2 separate regions of the Homo sapiens genome follow, and region 2 is linked to region 1. Evidence: chromatin loops called from intact Hi-C (ENCODE). Cell type or tissue: PC-3. All regions are shown on one strand. Region 1 has its middle 32 kb from the start of A1CF. Region 2 overlaps A1CF (APOBEC1 complementation factor).

What was found. Peaks named below come from ENCODE experiments on the same cell type or tissue, not always from the same donor. Only the 100,000 strongest peaks of a DNase experiment are listed, where the experiment ranks them.
Region 2: it touches region 1 in a loop (3-fold over the local background); 1 of 110 quality-filtered maps calls a loop at or near these places.

The regions. Positions count from the first base shown.
Region 1 is chr10:50,915,502-50,919,501 of GRCh38, forward strand. No RefSeq gene overlaps it. Among named protein-coding and RNA genes, the nearest start is that of A1CF, 32 kb to the left of the region's middle. In PC-3, no CTCF peak of the experiment used is centred here; DNase peaks (open chromatin) are centred at 2,200 and 3,720; H3K27ac peaks cover 433 bases.
Region 2 is chr10:50,848,460-50,852,459 of GRCh38, forward strand. All of the region lies in intron 3 of A1CF (APOBEC1 complementation factor), which reads right to left. Among named protein-coding and RNA genes, the nearest start is that of A1CF, 35 kb to the right of the region's middle. RefSeq lists a silencer at 1,396-1,596. In PC-3, no CTCF peak of the experiment used is centred here; a DNase peak (open chromatin) is centred at 1,742.

The DNA.
Region 1 (4,000 bases):
AACTAATACACAGTGTATGGATAGTGTTTGAGGACCACTAAGCCTGGCCAGTTTTGTTGAAGAAATTACATAAGACAGGCAATATGAAAATGATGAGACTCATATTAACGTATATATAGTAGGGGCTCAAGAAAAGGTATTTGGCTACCAAAAACAACAAAGGCAGCAATAAGAAAACTACATACTTGCCTAATTTCTGGGGTTACGTTTTCTGAGACAGTGTATTATCTTAATTAGGTAAAATTGACAAAGATAACTGTCCTGGAATGTTATAGATGGTCCTTGTTTTGCTCTCTCTACACCTTCCTACAAAGGAATTGGTTTGATTCTTGAGGGCTTCCAGCTACCTCCTTCAGTTGTTTATGTTTTCCTTATCTTTACTGAGAATGGTATTGCTATTATTTAACACACACATACCCCATTTAGAGCTTTGCATTGTTTGGTACACCTTATTTTGAAAAAGAGCTTTTAAAAATAGTGTTTTCTTATTGATTCATATTATCTTTTTGATCTCTATTTATAACTTATTTTCCTTTTCACTATTCATTTTAATCTGAGATATTGTATTACCTTTTATTTGTTTAAATTTTTTATTTTTCTTTCTCTATATTGAATTTTGTCCCAATTCCTGTTTTCTTTTTAATGATAATCTTTTTTGCACTTATTTTGTTCAGTGTATTTTTCTACCAACCACTTTAGCCTACAATTAACTTATTATCTTTGTGTTGATATAGCTCTTGTTTATATTTTCCTTTTATTTTATTTATAATTTTGTAACTTATTTTTATAATTGTAGCAGGAAGTCTGGTCTTTGGTGGATAGGAGAGCAAGTCCACTATAAAAGGAACAATTGTGGGCCTCTTTCTCTCCAGCCAACTCTGCAAGTCTTGTTCTTAATAAAGGTCATATTCTACTCAATGTTGATTCTCAAACACACACACCTTTCTGAGTATATGTTGGAGACACTTTTGAAGGACAGTCATAGCTCTCCTTGAAAAATGGCAGTGAGAAATGAAAGTGTTTTCTCATGTCATGAATGACCGCCACTTATTCTAAAGTCCTTGGGAAAGGTGTGCACCTGCAGGGCGTGGGCAGCCAGTATACTCACGGCTGCCTCATGGAGGACCGATTTGGTTCCCTCGATACCTTCCAGGACCAAAATTATTTTCTTTGATAGGGCTGGAAGTTATTGGAAAGTTCCAGATGTTCTTTGAAAGCTGAAGTTGTTCTTCTAAATTTTAGTTTCACAAGTCTTTATGAAATCTAGGTTTCTGAAGATACACTTCTTTACATTGAAGATTTTGAGACTCAGTCAGCTTTCTTGGTTATGATAAACAAAAATGGGTCCTGGTTAACCAAAACCAAAAAAATAATTTACCTGGAATATATTGGGATAGCACCCAAAGATATTGGAAAATTGAAGAACCAGGTTCAAAACATAGGCAGGACCAAGGGAGACTGCCCATCAAGAATTCTTATTCAAGTTCACACCATAAAAACAGTCTGGTTAAGAAGCCACAATTAGTGGTACCTTCACTTCTCCATCAAGGCTAAGGAGTTTCCCATCAATAACTTTATAACTGCATTGGCATCCCTATTTTACACCCTCTAAGATCCAAAATCCTGTCCAGGAACATTCAACTGGCCAGTTCTTAGTCATTTTCTCTTACTCTGGCTGCTAAGGATAGCAAGGGGGAAAATCTCTCTTTGACTTTTATGGTGGGAGGCAGATTCCTAATGTAGAAAGAGTGTTAACAATAATGGTCAGTTTAAGTATTGCAGGTGTACACCATAGATGTCCCTTCCACCAATTGTGGTATAAAGGCAGCAGATGTTTAGGGTAGGTTCACCTCTGGGCTTTACAAGCCACACCATACAAGCAGCTATCTACTTTGGCTATACGTCTGCCTTCTTGGAGTATCCCTTTTTGAAGTCTCTCTTCTGTTGATCCTTAAAATAATTTACTTAACAATGGGACAATTTTCATTGCTTTTCTCTCTTTTTTTGTATAGGATCATATATTCTTAAAGCTGGTAGGGGTCTTAGAGATAATGGTATCAATTCAATAAGGATATGTTTTTACCTATAAGTAATGGAATACCCAAATAAAAAATAGCTTATATAATGAGACATTGTTTATTGACTTCTAGGCTGATGATTCAGCAGCTAAAATATTTGGCAGCACTCTGGGTCAGATTCTGTATAATCTTAGCTATGTCATGGTTTGCATGATGGCTTTCACAGTTGCAGGCATGAAAACTTCCAAAGGCATGTAGTTAGGAAGGAAATTTATTTTCAATAGCAATGAAAACCTTTCCCAGAGTGCCCCAGGCAGAATGATTGGTTTCATTGTATAAGACTGGTTAGGTGCCCATGTCCTAGCTGCAGGGGAAGCTAAAGAAATGAAAATAATTATGTTTATTTTCTATAGTAGGAGATGAGCTATAACAGCAAGAAACAAGCGGAGAGAATAACTCCTGGAACCAACAGTGTTTGCTTTAGCATCCAACCCAGTGCTTGACTTTTGAGAAATGAGCCCCATAAGAGTTAGGCAATTGCCCAAACTCACAAGATTAGTCAATGATAGATCCAGTAATGGAGTTGGTAAACCTAATTGAGCACTCCTTCTATTTTGTTTACCATTCTTCTAACATTCAGTTCATTCCTATTCATCCAAAAAGTTGTTTCTGAAGGACAAAAATTAGAATTTACTTTTCAAGTTGTCTGTGTCATCAAAGTCATCTTTATGAAATGAGGTGTGTAATATAACCCCATTGGCTAGTTGAATTTATGGAATGTTGGAGCATTTCATAAGGGAGTTTTTATCAGGGCAGATTTTATTTTATATCTTCCATGGCACAGTTTCTTGGACCACTATGTATTGTGTGCAAGTGAGCAATTTGCCCATCTGTAGTAAAATGTTTTGTTTTCTCTGAACAGCTAAGATTAGGGATAACATATTGGGAGGAGGAAGAGAAAGAGAAAAACAAAGAGAGAAAGAGCTGTAAAGAGATCAGGTAAGTATAGAAAATATATCAGATTATATTTTGAGGCAGGGCCAGTCCAATCTTCTAAGTTGAAGACTGGGCAATCCAGAGGCCCCTGGGCTCCTTTCTGGCTATGTTTTTGAAGGGCATTTAGAACATCTCATCCTTTTTGCCCACTTGTCTCTATGATACACAGTGTTCCAGCCACAGTGCTCCATGACAGATGGAGATAGTTTGAGTACCCTCTATGATACACAGTGTTCCAGCCACAGTGCTCCATGACAGATGGAGATAGTTTGAGTACCCTCTTATCATGATTGCTTTAGAAGTGGGCAATTATAGCCACTAGAGCATCTATGTAGATTTTATTTTGTTTCAGTGCTAACTAGGTTCTGAAGGTTGAGGACCTAAAATGAAGGAGAATACAAAAGATGTGGAAAGCAAGCAAACAAATTTATAATGAATTTCAAATTAAATAATAATAATAATAATAATAATAATAATAATAATTGGAAAGGAGGAAGAGAGGAACGGCTGAACATGTGAAAACCTACAGATATATTATGGTAGGATACAGAGTCTGGGTCTGTTAAAGATATGTTATTGCCTGTTCTTATACACAGAGTTTTTAAAACTTCTGCCCTATCTAGATCCCGCTTAGACAGCCCTATCTACTTTGCTACCTTGGTACTTTCTGGGCTCAGATGATTGGGCTAAGAGGAATGCCTTACGCAATATTTGCCTATGCATTAATCTGCAAATTTTGTAGCCTGGCTTGAAGAGATGAGCTGGATTAATTAGACTCTGACTCACATACTTTCCCCCAGTTTCTCTCCCTTCTTCAGATTTGAATTGAGGGACCAAGATTGATACTAGTTAGTGAGGGGTAGAAGGGCTAGAACTTTATGATATGGAGGCAGGACTGCTGGCTACATTGAGCCATGTGCAAGGTGAATGAGAAGAATCAGCTCATTGAGAAAGGCAGATGCACCAAGCTCAGAGAGAAGTAGAAG
Region 2 (4,000 bases), 67 kb before region 1:
ACATTTATTTTCCTGCTCAACTTCACCAATCATGGACACCAGATGGTTATTGTTTCCCATAAATGAGCCCATTCATAACCGGAAGGACATTAATTAATGAACCCTCATTCAGCCTGTTTTTTCCTGAGTAGTAATTTCAGTTTCTTTAATGGCTCTTTGGAAAGTTCATATTTCAAGTTTGTAATCGTCTTTGTGGTTCTCTTTGATTCTTTGTTTCTTTTTCTCCCCTCTCTCTAAGAGGGAAGAAACTGTGTATTTTTCATAACTAAACTTGTTTCAGATGTTTTCCTGTACATTTTCCAATTGACCAGGTTAGTATTTATTCCTGCTCCTGTTCCCTTGGGTCCTAGCCAAATCTACCCTTGCTTAGTAGCATTTCAAGATTTTACCAGCTTGCCAGTCACCAGGACCATACCCAGAACAGTGGTTCTGTGATCAGACTCCTGTGCATGGTTCTTAAAGTTGACAACAAGGCATGGAGGACATCACTCTTGACTGTGTCACTTGTGTTTCATGAGTCTATACTGTATTTTCCTAGTTGTTGATTTGTGAAATTGAATAAAAGTATTTATTAGACATTATTTCTATTGTATTCCACCTATATACTAGATCCTTCATTATGTGATAGATAGTTTAAGGAAAGTCTATGGGGCCATAAAAGGTACCAACAGGATCCTCTTCAATGTGATTTTACCTTTGGTCTCTTCTAAAGTTTTTGTTGCCTGAGAACAACACACAGTGCTGCAGGGAATATTCATTTCTAAATTGTATATAAAATAATTATCTATTTTGTATAGTTTGTTCACCTTCACATCTTGTTAAAATCAGTGACTTCATGTTGGTAAAATCTGTTTTTAGACTGGAATTTAGAAAGCAGAATTTATTTGGCTTAATATACTGTAGAAGTTGGCATTATTTCTATTGGCTATTTTTCTACAATTTTTACAAGATGTATGCAACTTGAATGCCAGATATAATGTTCCTAAAGTAGGAAGAATAATAAAAATTGTGTATAAAGACTAAATGAGTTGTTGAAATTTTGTGGAAATGTAGATTAGAAACAAAGACAGGAAAAGCTACGATATGAACATTATCAAATATTAATTTAGCTTTATCATCATATAGCCTAGTGTTTCTCAAAATATGTGAGGATGATATTAGATGGTTTATAGGTCAGTATTTCTTATTTTAATAATTATGCATTTATTTTAATGTACATTAGAAAAAGTATAATTAGCACACAAAACCTGTGGGTTTCTTACATATGTGAGAAAAAGTTTGCTTTTAACATAAACGACTAAAAATAGTGAGTTGATTTAATGAATTCTTTTTTTTTTTTTTTTTTTTTTTTTGAGACGGAGTCTCGCTCTGTCGCCCAGGCTGGAGTGCAGTGGCGCAATCTCAGCTCACTGCAAGCTCCGCCTCCTGGCTTCACGCTATTCTCCTGCCTCTGCCTCCCCAGTAGCTGAGACTACAGGCGCCTGCAACCATGCCTGGCTAATTTTTTGTACTTTTTAGTAGAGACGGAGTTTCACTGTGTTAGCCAGGAGATTTAATGAATTCTAAATAAATAATATTGGTGGCATGTATCTATGGCAAAAATCATGAAGAAAGATGCAAATGGCTCTTGGCTCTTGACTTTCATTTATTGGTTTCACTTTTTACAAAGCCCTGACATTTTATCTTTAAAAAATGTATGATATGGTTCTTCTAAGGAAACAACTATGAGTAAATTATGAGTCACCTTCCTGTTTCACTTTGGAAGATTGACCATTGAAAGTCTATTTCCAAGGAAATTAATCCCAATTTCACTTGAAGTTGTTAACTATCTTATGGAAGCAGAAGTAATTTATGTTTTCAAGTTGATGCATTTAATAATATCTTTTAATAATTTCCCTTTATGTTTAAGGATTATTCAGTATCAACGTTTGAAGCATTCAAAAGCAAATAGGCTTTTTTAAATGATGTGTTTTGCAAAGCTTTTTATAATGTAAGATTTTGGTCATTCATAAGAATATTGAATTTGAAAATAGACAAAATTAGAAAACAGAAAACATTTTGTCAGTGTTTTTCAAAATTACAAAACAGAAAACTTATTCGAGTGTTTTTCAAAATTAGAAAACAAAAAGCATTTGTGTGTGTGTGTGTGTTTCTGTAAAAGAGAACGAGTAAAATGCCAACTCACTTCTAAGACCCTCTGCTTACCTTTTCCAGCAAAGTTTGCAAAATGATGGACTGCAAAGCATTATTTCCTTTTTTGAGGCCAGGAATTGCTGTGCTCATGCTCGCTTCTGGCTCTGGGCATGTGCCCAGACACACTGCTTCCATCTATAGGAACCTCTAAATTCCTTTCAAGAAGTAATTAGGTGACAGCTTTAGTCATTCCTTAATCCGTTTGGAGCTTTTATCCTTAAAGAATGTGTAATTTATTCAATAGGCCCATCTAACTTTTTTGTTTACTTACAATTTGCCTTTTTGAATTAACTATTATTATGGCCGCTAGATCTGATTAAGTTATGCAAAACTTCCCATGTGCAGATAAAGACATAATAAAGAACATTTGGTTTGGGTAATTGCTCTTCTATCTTTTCCTAGTTCAACATATGCCAAACATAATCCCATCCAATGCACCGGGTTTGAGGCATGTAAGGAATTTTGTATAATCATTCTTCTCCTTACAACACTCTTGTGAATTTTAATTTCTGACAAGCTGAGGGACTTGGCAAGGCACTAAATCTATTCTGACTTTAATTATTTCATCTATGAAGGAGTAGGAGGGTTGACTAGGTGATTGCAGTAGTCCTGTAGGGGTGTGAGGGTGCTTGTAAAAGGAAGGCTGACTTTGATATCATGTTTAATGGAGGAAAATGTTCATAGGATGTTTTGTGAGTTAGTCAATTGGAGCCTTAAGAGGATATTGTAATTTTAAAAATCAGTGTATCTTCAATTCCATGTCCAATTGACATCTATTCTGTTAATTACCTAATGACTTTATGCATTGATTCACTTTGTTACTTAAATAAGCTTATATCAAAAAGAAAATATATTGTTCTTATAAGTGGAATATCAGTATCATTTCCCATAAATGGTCGGTGATTATAAAAACAATTGCAAACAAGGGAAATCATGGTCAACTTCTACATAGACACTGTCTACTAAAAGCTCTGCACTCTAGTTCTGCTCTCGGGACTTAAAAAGGTTAGCAGGGCCTGAAGAGGTGTTTAAATCATACCTCCAACAACTAACTTTCCTCACCTGGAAGCCTGAGAGAGAACTGAAAGTGGAATAATTCTCTCTATATGGGATTGGATGTTATTTAATGATGTGGACAATGTGCCATTTAACATCATCTTGGTTCCCTGCTCAGCACTTCTTTAACAATGTTACAAAGGATCACAGCTGCTGAAATCCTATACAAATTCATGATTGCAAGGAACTGTGATCTCAATAATTTCTTCTTTGCCTAGCTTGTTTGAAAGCTGTCTTTTGCATCTCATAATGCTAAGCTTTCAGGTTCTGAAGATGAAGAGTCACTTAATTTTAGTTGCCAATCAGTACTCACAAATGAATAGCACTTTAAGAAAAAGTGTGAATTTGTCAGCGTGCGCAGTCCAAAGTCCACAAGACCTGCTCATGCTTCTGCATATTTGGGTCATGAGGTCACACCAATTTTTAAGCTGATAAAATAGAAAAAGTCTGTGCTTCTAGCTTAAGGGAAAGCACTACCTTGTGTCGTTTATGAAGATTTTGAATCTTATATCAAACACTTCATATATAGTCAACACCCTATGAGGCTATTCGAGGAGAAATTCATTGCTATTTGGAAATAATAGCTTCTGGAACATATCTGTGTTCCTTGGGATAATGAAGTTCCCACAAATGTTGGGCACACACCCCCTCCACAAAGGGATTCACAGAACTGCTCCTTCATTTGGAGTCTTTCACACCACGCTATGGCATCTCTGGCTAGTAGAAGTAAGACTGCTTCTGAGCTTTAAAA